Linked DNA regions of Homo sapiens: region 2 is linked to region 1. Evidence: read pairs that join two places in POLR2A ChIA-PET (ENCODE). Cell type or tissue: HepG2. All regions are shown on one strand. Links, peaks and the distances in the headings refer to the core of each region. The heading gives the core; the rest is flanking DNA.

Region 1 (6,310 bases), core at 556-5,555:
CAGAGTGAGACTCGACCTAATAAATAAATTAATTAACTAATTAAATATAGGAGTAATTATTATTGCAATTCTCACAAAGTCTGGAACCATGAGGTTTTGTCTCCCAGCACTGTCTAAGAAGCACCTGTCAGCAATCCAAAGTAATTTCAGGCCAGGCTTACTGGCTCATGCCTATAATCCCAATGCTTTGGGAAGCCAAGGCAAGAGGATCACTTGAGCCCAGGAGTTCAAGACCATACTGGGCAACATAGCAAGACCTCATTTTTACATAAAAATTTAAAAATTAGCCAGGCGTGGTAGCACACGCCTGAAGTCCCAGCTACTCAGAAGGCTGAGCATGGCGTATTGCTTGAGCCCAGGAGTTCAGGGCTGCAGTGAGCTATGATCATGCTACTATATTCCAGCCTGGGTAACAGAGCAAGACCCTATCTCAGGAAAAAAAAAAAAAAAAAAAGGAAGAAAAAGAAAAGTAATTCCAAAATAGCTCAAATCCTTAGCTTCACATTTGGCCAAGTGATAGTGGAGATTCCAATGATGTCTACAACAGCACTAAATGAGAATAGCTAGAGGCCTCATTCCTCTACAGTTCACTCTGATCACAGTCCACAGAAGTTAAGGCATCTCTTCAACTCTCCCACCCTCAGTGCCCCCCAAATTCCTTTGAGGTGTTCTCTCTCTCTCTTTATTAGATTAACAGCCTAAGGACCCAAATTCTTCTCCCTGCTGTCATTCTATACAGTCTTCCCCAACATGGTATTCTTTTTTTTGAGACAGGGACTCTGTTGCCCAGTCTGGAGTGCAGTAGCGCAATCTCGGCTCACTGCAACCTTCATCTCCCCCAGGTTCAAGCAATTCCCCTGCCTCAGCCTCCCAAGTAGCTGAGATTACAGGTGCCCGCCACCATGCCTGGCTAATGTTTGTATTTTTAGTAGAGACAAGGTTTCACCATGTTGGCCAGGCTGGTCTCGAACTCCTGGCCTCAAGTGATCTGCCCGCCTTGGCCTCCCAAAGTGCTGGGATTACAGGCATGAGCCACTGTGCCCAGCTAACATGATTCTTTTTTTTTTTTTTTTTTTTTTTTTGAGACAGAGTTTTGCTCTTGTTGCCCAGGCTGGAGTGCAATGGTGTGATCTCGGCTCACTGCAACCTCCGCCTCCCGGGTTCAAGCTATTCTCCTGCTTTGGCCTCCCGAGTAGCTGGGATTACAGGCATGCACCACCATGACCAGCTGATCTCGTATTTTTAGTAGAGACAGGGTTTCTCCATGTTGGTCAGGCTGGTCTCGAACTCCTGACCTCAGGTGATCCACCCACCTTAGCCTCCCAAAGTGCTGGGATTACAGGTGTGAGCCACCGCGCCCACTGGTATTCTTGATTATATATCACAGAAGTGCAAACACCTAACTGCCCTCCAAGGAGATTTGGAAAAGAAGTTGAACATGAAAAGAACGATTATGCAAGGCTGGGCGCGGTGGCTCACGCCTGTAATCCCAGCACTTTGGGAGGCCAAGGAGGGCGGATCACTTGAGCTCAGGCGTTTGAGAGCAGCCTGGCCAACATGGTGAAACCCCGTCTCTACAAAAACATACAAAAATTAGCAGGGTGTGTTGGCTGGGCGCCGTGGCTCACGCCTGTAATCCCAGCACTTTGGGAAGCCGAGGCAGGGGGGATCACGAGGTCAGGAGATTGAGACCATCCTGGCTAACACAGTGAAACCCCGTCTCTAATAAAAATACAAAACAATTAGCTGGGCTTGGTGGTGGGCGCCTGTAGTTCCAGCTACTCGGGAGGCTGAGGCAGGAGAATGGTGTGAACCTGGGAGGCGGAGCTTGCAGTGAGCCGAGATCGCACCACTGCACTCCAGCCTGGGCGACAGAGCGAGAATCCGTCTCAAAAAAAAAAAAAAAATTAGCAGGGCATGGTGGCATGCGCCTGTAGTCCCAGCTACTCTGGAGGCTGAGGTGGGAGGATTGCTTGAACCCAGGAGGCAGAAGTTGCAGTGAGCCGAGATCACACCACTGCACTCCAGCCTGGGCAACAGAGTGAGACTCCATCTCAGAAAAAAAAAAACAAAAAAACAAATACGCAGGGGTCAGGGAAGGCTGTGAGCTTTGGTCTGCTACAATGAGTTTCAGGCTCACTCCCATGCCCTGCCTCCTAGTACTGCGGTTGGAAGCAGAGGAGATGTGCTTAGAGGACGGAGATGAGAAGCAGGAGGAACAGCAGCAGCTGCAGTTTGTATTCTGGTTTGCTTTTCTCCTGGAAACAGAATCTCTCAGAAGATACCTCCTCAGTCCTCAAAAGGGTGCATTTCAGGTTGGCTCTCCTCTTGTTGGCCCTCGCTGGCCCCCGTCTCACTCTGGAGTCTTTGATTCCACATGGATAAACAGCCCCCCTAGTTGAGAGCTCCTCAACTGCCCCAGGGGACATTTTATGGAGTTAGGGGTGGCAAGGAACTGGAATTATTGCCTAATCAATTGCAGTCTCTCTCCTGTACCCCCCAAGAGAGCAAAGTCTAAAGCCAACTCACAAACTCACATTTTCAACTTTCACCCATGCCCTGAAAAAGTGTTAACACTGGAACCCCACAGCCTACCGTGAAGAATCGATTCCACAAAGAAGGGAGAGCCTTCCCAGTCTGCCCCCTTTCAGACCTTCCTCAAAGAACTCCTGAGCTGTGCTGCCTCCCTAAGCTGTCCCCATGCGAGGATGATAGTGAGATGTGTAATGGGCCTACTGTGACAGCCAGCCCTCCTTGCAAGGGAGCCCTGCCACGGGTGCAAGCTCTGGATCAAGGCAGGAAGCTGCGGCCCATGGTTACCATGGAGATGCTGGCACAGCCTATACCCATCTGTGGTTGACAGGCAGCCTTCCTGAGGAAAGGGGAGGAATTTGGGTGCTTGAAAACCAGCTTGTGGTGGGGGTCGGGTCGGGGTTGTCTGTGACATCATGAGTTTGCAGCCAAAAGACAACTGGAGAGGAAGCTGAGGCTGGGAGCTCTCCACTGAGGTAGCCTTCAGCCGACGCTGTAGCTTTAAAAGCTGGGGTGTGGCCTCCTGCAGAGTGAGGCCAAGCTACAGAGCTGTCAACTCCAAGCAAGGGCTGTTGGAAGAAGCTCTGGTACAGTGGAAAAAACCCAGGAGTCAGAGACTAGAGGGAGAACCACACCCACAGTGCCAGGCATGTTGTGAAGGTCATGGTACATGGTGCAGAGAAGAAACCTCTAGGGTGCTTGGGAAGTTCTAGGCCCTGAGTCACCACCACTGAAACACTAGGGCGGACCAAGAAAACTTCCCGTCTCTTCTCTGAGCACGAAGTCTCCACTGTGTGACTAATGTCTGCCCTGTGGGCTAGGCAGGGTTACTGAGAGGCCCTGCAGCATAAGTGAGGCAGGGGCAGGTGTCAGGGGCTGGTGATCTCCCTCTGATTCAGTGGGTAAAGGAAGACCAAGGCTATGAGGATTTCTCTGAGGCTTTCATCCCTTCTGTGGCTAAAACTGGAGTATGAGCTCAGTGAAACTGTCCTTTGAGAGAGCCTGACGCTGCAAGTGTGTTTGTACAAAAGGCAGAGCTCGGCCTTGTACACCCAAGGGCCATGCAAGGCTAATGCAGCACCAGGGAGAGGGAGGCTAATTAGATAAAGCCCTGAAGTAGCCCTGTGAGCCAGAGGAGCTGTCTGGACCTTCCTGTAGCCTTGGGCAGGGGAGGGAGCTAGGGAGTATTTATTACTTTTGCCCTTTGAAATCCAGGAAGCAAAGGGCTAAGTACTTGCTTACTATCCTCCCAGACTGTGAGACAGGAAGTCAGAGGTACAGAGTGGTGAGTTTGAAATCCACTTGGCCACTTTCCCGCTGTGTGGCCTGGAGCAATTCAATGTTTTGTGTTTTGGCAATATCACCAGTTAAATATTAAAGCTCCTGCTTTCCTCTTCTGGTCAGGGTGAAAACACCCTGAGAGAATGCTTGTGAAAGCCACCACAGCTACACGCAAGGGAAGGACCTGATGTCCTTTATCTGGCCACAGAAGAAGCCTTCTCCACATCGGCACCGGCCCCCCACAGCCTGAGCTCCCTCCTGAGCATCTGAGGAGTTTTCTTTGACTCCTCATAAGAGAATCTCAGGCTTCCCTTCTAGCACCCTACAGAAATGAGTAGGGCTGCCTTTTCAGGGCAGTGTCCTCTGAGCAGGCTCAAAGAACAGGGCAGAGAGCCCCCTTGTCCAGCAGAACCTAATTTTTAAAATTTTTTGTAGGGACAAGGTCTTACTGTGTTGCCCAGGCTGGTCTTGAACTCCTGGTTTCAAATAATCCTCCCATCTAGGCCTGCTAAAGTGTTGGAATTACAGGCATAAGCCACTGTGTTGGGACAAGAGATATATATATATATATATATATATTTTTTTTTTTTTTTGAGACAGAGTCTTGCTCTGTCACCCAGGCTGTAGTGCAGTGGCACGATCTTTGCTCACTGCAACCTCTGCCTCCCAGGTTCAAGCAATTCTCCTGTCTCAGCCTCCCGAGTAGCTGGGACTACAGGCACCCGCCACCACGCCTGGCTAATTTTTGTATTTTTTAGTAGAGTCGAAGCTTCGCCATGTTGGCCAGGCTGGTCTTGAATGCCTGACCTCATGATCCACCTGCCTCAGCTTCCCAAAGTGCTGGATTACATGCATGAGCCACCACGCCCCGCCAAGTTTTTTTGTTTTGTTTTGTTTTGTTTGTTTGTTTGTTTGTTTGTTTTTTATTGGGAAGGAGTCTCGCTCTGTCTTGCCCAGGGTGTAGTACAGTGGCATGATCTCGGCTCACTGCAACCTCTGCCTCCCAGGTTCAAGCGATTCTCCTGCCTCAGCCTCCTGAATAGCTGGGATTACAGGAGCCCACCACCACACCCACCTAATTTTTGTATTTTAGTAGAAACAGGGTTTCTCCATGTTGGCCAGGCTGGTCTTGAATGCCTGACCTCAAGTGATCCACCCGCCTCGGCCTCCCAAAGTGCTGGAATTATAGGCGTGAGCCATTGCGCCAGGCCCAAGATAGTTTTTTTTTTTTTTGAGACAGAGTCTTGCTCTGTCGCCCAGGCTGGAGTGCAGTGGCACGATCTCGGCTCACTGCAAGCTCCTCTTCTCAGGTTCACGCCATTCTCCTGCCTCAGCCTTCCGAGTAGCTGGGATTACAGGCGCCCGCCACCACGCCCGGCTAATTTTTTAAATTATTATTATTTTTAGTAGAGACGGGGTTTCACCCTGTTAGCCAGGATAGTCTCAATCTCCTGACCTCGTGATCCCCCGGCCTCGGCCTCCCAAAGTGCTGGGATTATAGGCGTGAGCCACCGCGCCTGGCCAAGATAGTTTTTGTTAACAAATTTAACAAACACCCACCAGTGTACTGGGCATTTGGGATCCTGTTTTGGAACTAATATGGGGGACAAGAGGATGGCAGGCATAGGTTTCCTGTCGCCATAGGCATTTCTCCCTTATCTCAGGAGCAGTCCTGATCACTTCCCAAAATGGGGAGCGCTTTGCCTCTGAGTCCTGAGCATTGTAAAAATGAAGGTGTGTTGTGTGGAAGCTGGACTCACTACCGCAGAGCCTCCTTGGACATTACAGCTGGAAGAAAGAGGCCCTTTTTTTTCTTTTTGAGATGGAGTCTCGCTCTGTCGCTCAGGCTGGAGTGCAGTGGCGCTGTCTGGGCTCACTGCAACCTCCGCCTCCTGGGTTCGATGCTCGTACCTCAGCCTCCTGAGTAGCTAGCATCACAAGAGCCCACTATAGAGCCCGGCTAATTTTTGTATTTTTAGTAGAGATGACATTCCGCCATGTTGGCCAGGCTGGTCTTGAACTCCTGACCTCAAGCGATCCACCTGCCTCGGCCTCCCAAAGTGCTGGGATTACAGGCATGAGCCACCGCACCCGGCCAAGAGAGATCCTTTTATGTTTGCAGTCAAGGGTGCTGAGGCTACAGAGGGAATGCAACTGCCACAATGTTACCCAGGTGTCCATGACATAGCTGGGGTAAGAATACATGTTTCCTGACCCCCAGGCCAGTGTCCCCTATCCATCAGCTGCCCCGTCGTCTCTGTCCCGCCATGCCCATCACTGTCCTTGCCACCCAAGGTGTCAGAGGGAAAGGCTATCACAACTTTTCATGGTCCTCCCCTGCTGTGATTAGACAACAGACAGTTTCTGCTTGTGGGTGCCACTGGTGACTGTCTGGCTTGAAGGGGCCTTGGGACTCCCTCTGCAGCACTGATTTTGGGGGCCCTGGGTTTGGAAGTCACTTAAATTCTGGTGACAGTCTTTGCTCTGGAACTTCTCA
Region 2 (6,310 bases), core at 483-5,482, 160 kb before region 1:
CTGAGCTTGGGGTCTTTATGGGCTGAGAAGGAAGGAAGTGCATGCTGATTGGCCCACAGGTAGCCATGGACAGGCCTGGAAAAGGCACTATAAGTTCTTATTCTGGTCCATGGAACTGGCAGCCTGGCCCCCAGGCTTCCAGTCATCCCTGGCTTAAAGGTAGGGCTTCACCAGGGACCTGCGCCTTTCTGCCCAGGAGCCTGTCTGCCTCCTGCCACTGTTCATGGTGCCCAGGCTGTTTGTGCAGAGGGGCACCTGCAGGCCATCACTGAGCTGCCTTCAGCAGCCACCTTTGCCTCCCTCCTGTGCTCATCAATGCCCAAAGTCCAGAGGGGGCTGAGGCAGCAGGGGGCTGGCATGTCAGCACTGCCCCAAGTGTGTGCACTCCCAGCCGGGTGATGACAGTGCCCAGGCTTGACCTCAACTTTGCTCTGAGATCAGAGTGAACACCGGGAGTGGGGAGAGGCCAGGCAGCAGTGGTAGGCACTTCCGAGCCTGCAGGGATGGGGGCCAAGAGTGCAGGCCCAGGTCCGCAGCCATGTCTTGGGCAGCTGCAGCCACACCTGGGAGAGTGGGGCTCCTGCCTGCTCCCAGCCCTCAAGAGCACAGGGGAGGACAGGGATTCCCAGGTCCACAGCCACAGCTTGGGCAGGTGCAGCCACACCCAGGAGGGCAAGGCTCCTGTCTGCTCCTGGCTCTCTCTGGCTCTGCAGAGCCCACAGCCCAGTTGCGCCTTCCTTGCTGCTGACAGCATCTTGGCAGTGCCCACACCAGGCAGGCCACCATTGCCATCACCGTGTATATCAACAGAGTGATATTGTTAGTCCATATGTCTTTCTTTTACTTCCAAGTGTCACACTGCTCTCCAGGATGATAACCCATCTACATGCTCTAGCAGTACAGGAGGATTTCTATAGCTCTACATCCTTGCCAAAACTTGGCACAATCCAACATCATTTTTTTCTAGTCTAGTAGATTCCATCAAAATAATGATTTTGTTTCAAAGGTATAGATTAAAGTCTAAACATTAAATAAGATATTATAGGGTTTCACAGGACATAGTAACAATCTCTGAGGTGTTTTTTGTTGTTGTTGTTGTTGTTGCTGCTGTTGTTTTACAAAATTCCTGTTAGGAATAACTTTTGTGTCCAGGCGCGGTGGCTCACACCTGTAATCCCAGCAATTTGGGAGGCTGAGGCAGGTGGATCGCTTGAGCTCAGGAGTTTGAGACCAGCCTGGGCAACATGGCAAAACCCATCTCTACCAAAAATACAAAAAAAAAAAACAAAAAACTAGCTGGGCATGGTGGCACATGCCTGTGGTCCCAGCTACTCAAAAGGCTGAGGTGGGAAGATTGCTTGAGCCCGGGAGGTGGAGGTTGCAGGCATACCACTGCACTCCAGCCTGGGTGACAGATTGAGACCTCCATCTCAAAAAAAAAGAAAGAACTTTTGTAAGTACAGCTTTTATTATCCTAACTGCTGATCTAGCAGCTACAGGAGAAAATGGAACATTTTCTCTTCCTTATCTTGAAGAAACTTCTTTCACCAGAAATTAGTAGGGCCTCTAGTTCTCAAGGTCAACTGCCTAAATTCCATTGGTTAATCCTGATGGATAAGCAGGCCTGAGAAGAAACGAATCACACTGGGGAAAAAGGTCAGAGTAAGGATTATTGGAATATGGAGCATATTTCATTGCAATCTTTATTAATTTGTATGCATTATGTGTACCTATGTGTTTGCATATGTATTGCTGTGTGGTGTGTGTATGTGTGTGTGGTGTGGGGGGGGTGTGCGTCTTGTGTGTGGAGAGTGTGTGTGTGTGGTATATGTGGTGTATGTGTGTGGTGTGTATATGTGTGGTGTGTGTGTGGTGTGTGTGTGTGAGGGGGTGTTGGGGGTGTGTGGTGTGTGTATGTGCTGTGTGTATGGAGTATATGGGGTGTGTGGGGGGTGTGTGTGTGTGAGTGGTGTATGTGTGTGGTATGTGTGTGTGGTCTGTGTATGTGTGTGTGTGGTGTGTGTGTCTGTGTGGTGTATGTATGTGGTGTGTGTGTGGTGTATTTGTGTATTGTGTGTGTGTGTTGTATATGTGTTGTGTTTGTGTACAGAATTGGCTTCAGCAACCAACCACTTCCTCATTCTCATCGCACCCTCTAGTCCATAGAAGGAGAGAGAAAGAGAGAGAGAAAGAAAAAGAGAGAGGGTTATAAACTCTAAACTATATTATAAATAAAATATTTGTTATTTGTCCTTGTCTGAACACTGGAATCCCAATCAGGACAGGAACAGTGTAGTTGGGTTTTTCACTATGGATATTCAGTACCTGCGAAGGTGCCCGTGACATAGGTCGGTTGAACGAGTCTTAGCTGAGTGGACATGTTCACTGATGGAAACTTGAAAAATACAAAATAAGTATAAGGATAAAAATAAAAAGCAATACTAATTTCATCAGCCAAGGCTGGGGGAGGGGTAAGGAGAACCACTGTAGAATCTTCATACTTGGTCTCTAATCTATTTTCTAAGTGTTTATAGATATATGAATACATAAACACCAAGTGATACAATATCTACCATTTTATAGTCCACGTTTTCATTTGGCAATTTAACATAAGCATGTTTTCATGTCATGCCCTTAGCTACCACAGAGTCAATGACAAAGCTGAAATTCAAATCTGGTCTGATAGGATTAAGTGTTGGGATTATTAACCAAATGCTATATAGCTGCAACCTAAACTTGGCAGCAGTATAGCATATATACAAATACATGTACAACATAATGTAATTCAATTACATCAACTAGCTTGATAATAACTCTTCCAGTGAAACATCAGCTGCATGAGAGCACTAGTCTTCTCTGCCTTATTCCCTACTGTATTCCCAGGGTCTAGAAGAGTTCCTGCCAATACTAGGAGTTCATTAAATACATGTTAAATAAATAAATAAATAAATGGATGAGTGAATTTCGCAAGCATCTTTACCAGAAAGGTAAATAGATTGAGGACTTTGTGTTAAAGAGAAGCATGGTACTATTTGGACAGTACTAAGTCCAACCCTAAACAGGAGTAAACAAAGATCACAGTGCATTGCACACTTGCCACAGGTCAGATCATGCAGGAACAAGGCCCATAGAGCCCAGCCTAGAGTTACTGTAAATTCCCTCAGCCATTTCACCAAAGGTACAAGTAGGTCATCGGCTAGAGTTTTTGCAAATATGTTTTAAACAATGTGGTTTGAAATAAAGCATACTGTTCTCTGAGAATGGACCTGGATTTTTTCCCATAATTAGAGATTGTAAAAAGTGAACCTAGTAAGTTAGAGGATTGCAAGATGGCTGCTTTTGACCCAAGTTTGGAAAACAAGCTGTTGAGTAATATTTTTTTTCCCTCTGACCACAGCTGAGACCAAAGAAGCTCCAAGTACCCCACATTGTAGAGAGAACATCCAAGAAGTAGAGCCAGATCTCATAAGCCCCCAAGGCTTATGAAGAGGTAGCAGTGTAGGCCTTCAGCAACCAACCACCTCCTCATCCCCATTGCACCCTCCAGTCCATATAAGGAGAAGACTGAGGAAAGGAATGGGGGAGAGAGCACGGTTGTCAGTCCGTGGGGAGTACAGTGTTTGTGGAGACTGGTGATTTCTTCATATAGATTTGGGATTCAGAGAGGAAAAGAAGAACACTGTGTAGAAGCTCTTTAGTTTAATTAGATCCCACCTGTCAATTTTTGTTTTTGTTGCAATTGTCTTTGGGGACTCTGCCAAAAATTCTTTGCCAAGGCCAATGTCAAGAAGGGTATTTCCTGGGTTTTCTTCTAGGAATTTTATTGTATGAGTCTTATATTTAAATCTTTACTTCTTTACTCCATCTTTTTTTTTTTTTTTTTTTTTTTTGAGACAGAGTCTCACTCCATCGCCCAGGCTGGAGTGCAGTAGCTTGATCTCGGCTTACTGCAACTTCTGCCTCCCAGGTACAAGCAATTCTTCTGCCTCAGCCTCTTGAGTGGCTGGGACTACAGGCATGCACCACCACACCCAGTTACCTTTTTGTATTTTCAGTAGAAACGGGTTTGGCCATGTTGCCCAGGCTGAACTCCTGAGCTCAAGAAATCTGCCCACCTTCTAAAGTGCTAGGATTACAGGCATGAACCACCACGCCTGACCTCTTTAATTCATCTTGTTAATTTTTGTATATGGTGAAAAGTAAGGGGCTAGTTTCAATCTTCTGCATATGGCTAGCCAGTTATTCCAGCACCATTTATTGAATAGGAAGTCTTTTCCCCATTGCTTGTTTTTGTCAGCCTTGTTGACGATCACATGGTTATAGGTGTGCAGCTTTATTTTTGAGTTTTCTAATCTGCTCCTTTGGTTTATGTGTTTGTTTTTGTACCAGTACCATGCTGTTTTGGTTACTGCAGCCTTATAGTATAGTTTGAAGTTGGGTAATGTGATGCCTCCAGCTTTTGTTCTTTTTGCCTAGGATTGTTTTGACTATTTTGGCTCTTTTTTTTTCTTCCATATGAATTTTAGAATAGCTTTTTCTAATTCTGCAAAGAATAACATTGGTAGTTTGAGAGGAATGCCATTGAATCTGTACATTGCTTTGGGCAGTATGGCCATATTAACAATATTGATTCTTCTAATCCATGAACATGGAATGTTTTTCCATTTATTTGTGTCGTCTCTCATTTCTTTCAGTAGTGTTTTGCAGTTCTCCTTGCAGAGACTGTTCACCTCCTTGGTTAGCTATATTCCCAGGTATTTCATTTTCTTTGAAACTATCAACAAAGTAAACAGACAATATACAGAATGGGAGAAAATATTCACGAACTATGCATCCAACAAAGATCTAATATCCAGAACCTATAAATAACTTAAACAAATCAACAAGCAAAAAACAAACAGGCAAAGGACATGAACAGATACTTCTCAAAAAAAGACATACAAGTGACCAACGAACATACCAAAAAAATGCTCCACATCACTAATCATCAGAGAAATGCAAATGAAAACCACAATGAGATACCATCTCACAGCAGCCAGAGGCAATTATTAAAAAGTCAGGCTAGGCGTGATGGCTCATGCCTATAATCCCAGCACTTTGAGAAGCCAAGGCTGGCAGATCACTTGAGCCCAGGAGTTCAAAACCAGCCTGGGCAACATAGCAAAATCCCATCTCTGGGAAAAAAAAATACAAAAAAGTAGCAAAGTGCAGTTGCATATGCTTATAGTCCCAGCTACTCAGGAGGCTGAGGTGGGAGGATCACCTGAGCCTGGGAGTTTGAGGCTGCAGTGAGCTGTGATTGCACCACTGCACTTCAGCTTGGATGACAGAGTGAGACCCTGTCTCAGTAAAAGTAAACAAATACATAAAATAAAATTAAAAAAAAGTCAAAAAGCAACAGATGCTGATGAGGCTGCAGAGAAAAGGGGACATTTATACACTGTTGGTGGGGAGGTAAATTAGTTCAGCCACTGTGGAAAGCAGTTTGGAGATTTCTCAAAGAACTCAAAACAGAGCTGCCATTAGACCGAGCAATCCCATTGCTAAGTGTATACCCAAAGGAAAATAGATCATTATGCCAAAAAGATATACATACTCATATGTTCATTGCCACACTATTCACAATAGTAAAGACATGGAATCAACCTAGGTGCCCATGAGTGGTGGGCTGGATAAAGAAAATGTGGTACATACATGCTATGGAATACTACACAGCCATAAAAAATAATGAAATTATGTCCTTTGTAGCAACATGGATGCAGCTGGAAGCCATAATCCTAAGTGAATTAACACAAGAACTGAAAACCAAATACCACATGTCCTCATGTATATGTGGGAGCTAAACATTGAGCACACATGGACATAAGCATGGGAACAATAGATACTGCAGACTACTAGGAGGTGGAGGGAGGGGAGAGTGGGTTGAAAAACTACCTTTTGGGTACCATGCTTACTACCTGGGTTCAATATATGTAGACCAACCTGTACATGTACCCACTGTCTCTAAAATAAAAGTTGAATTTTTAAAACATTAAAAATGAATAAATACAAAGAAAAGAAAAATGCCTTCCCAGCTGGGTGCATACTGAGCTGCAAAAACTGCCAGCTCATTCTGGTGCCCCCATCAAAGCAGAGGGGAGTGTGGTGAGTTCCTGAGAGAGCTCACCATGTGTGAACATTCTGGTGCCTGCTTCTCATCTGGGGATTTCTGAAGGATGGAGTAGCCCAGGCCAGCAGAGCTTGAAGAGGTATTGGTGGAATATGCCTAAAAAGAAGATGGGGTGACTTCTTACCCAACTCTGATCTCTGC

Evidence for each region. Peaks named below come from ENCODE experiments on the same cell type or tissue, not always from the same donor. Only the 100,000 strongest peaks of a DNase experiment are listed, where the experiment ranks them.
Region 2: POLR2A ChIA-PET joins it to region 1 with 5 read pairs; 2 of 35 experiments call an interaction of 5 or more read pairs at or near these places.

The regions. Positions count from the first base shown.
Region 1 is chr11:18,380,668-18,386,977 of GRCh38, forward strand. No RefSeq gene overlaps it. Among named protein-coding and RNA genes, the nearest start is that of MIR3159, 4.0 kb to the right of the region's middle. RefSeq lists an enhancer at 3,685-3,744. In HepG2, for the core only: a CTCF peak has its summit at 3,717; DNase peaks (open chromatin) are centred at 2,154, 3,134 and 3,784; H3K4me3 peaks cover 2,235 bases.
Region 2 is chr11:18,221,090-18,227,399 of GRCh38, forward strand. No RefSeq gene overlaps it. Among named protein-coding and RNA genes, the nearest start is that of SAA4, 13 kb to the right of the region's middle. RefSeq lists an enhancer at 387-887. In HepG2, for the core only: no CTCF peak of the experiment used is centred there; a DNase peak (open chromatin) is centred at 3,042.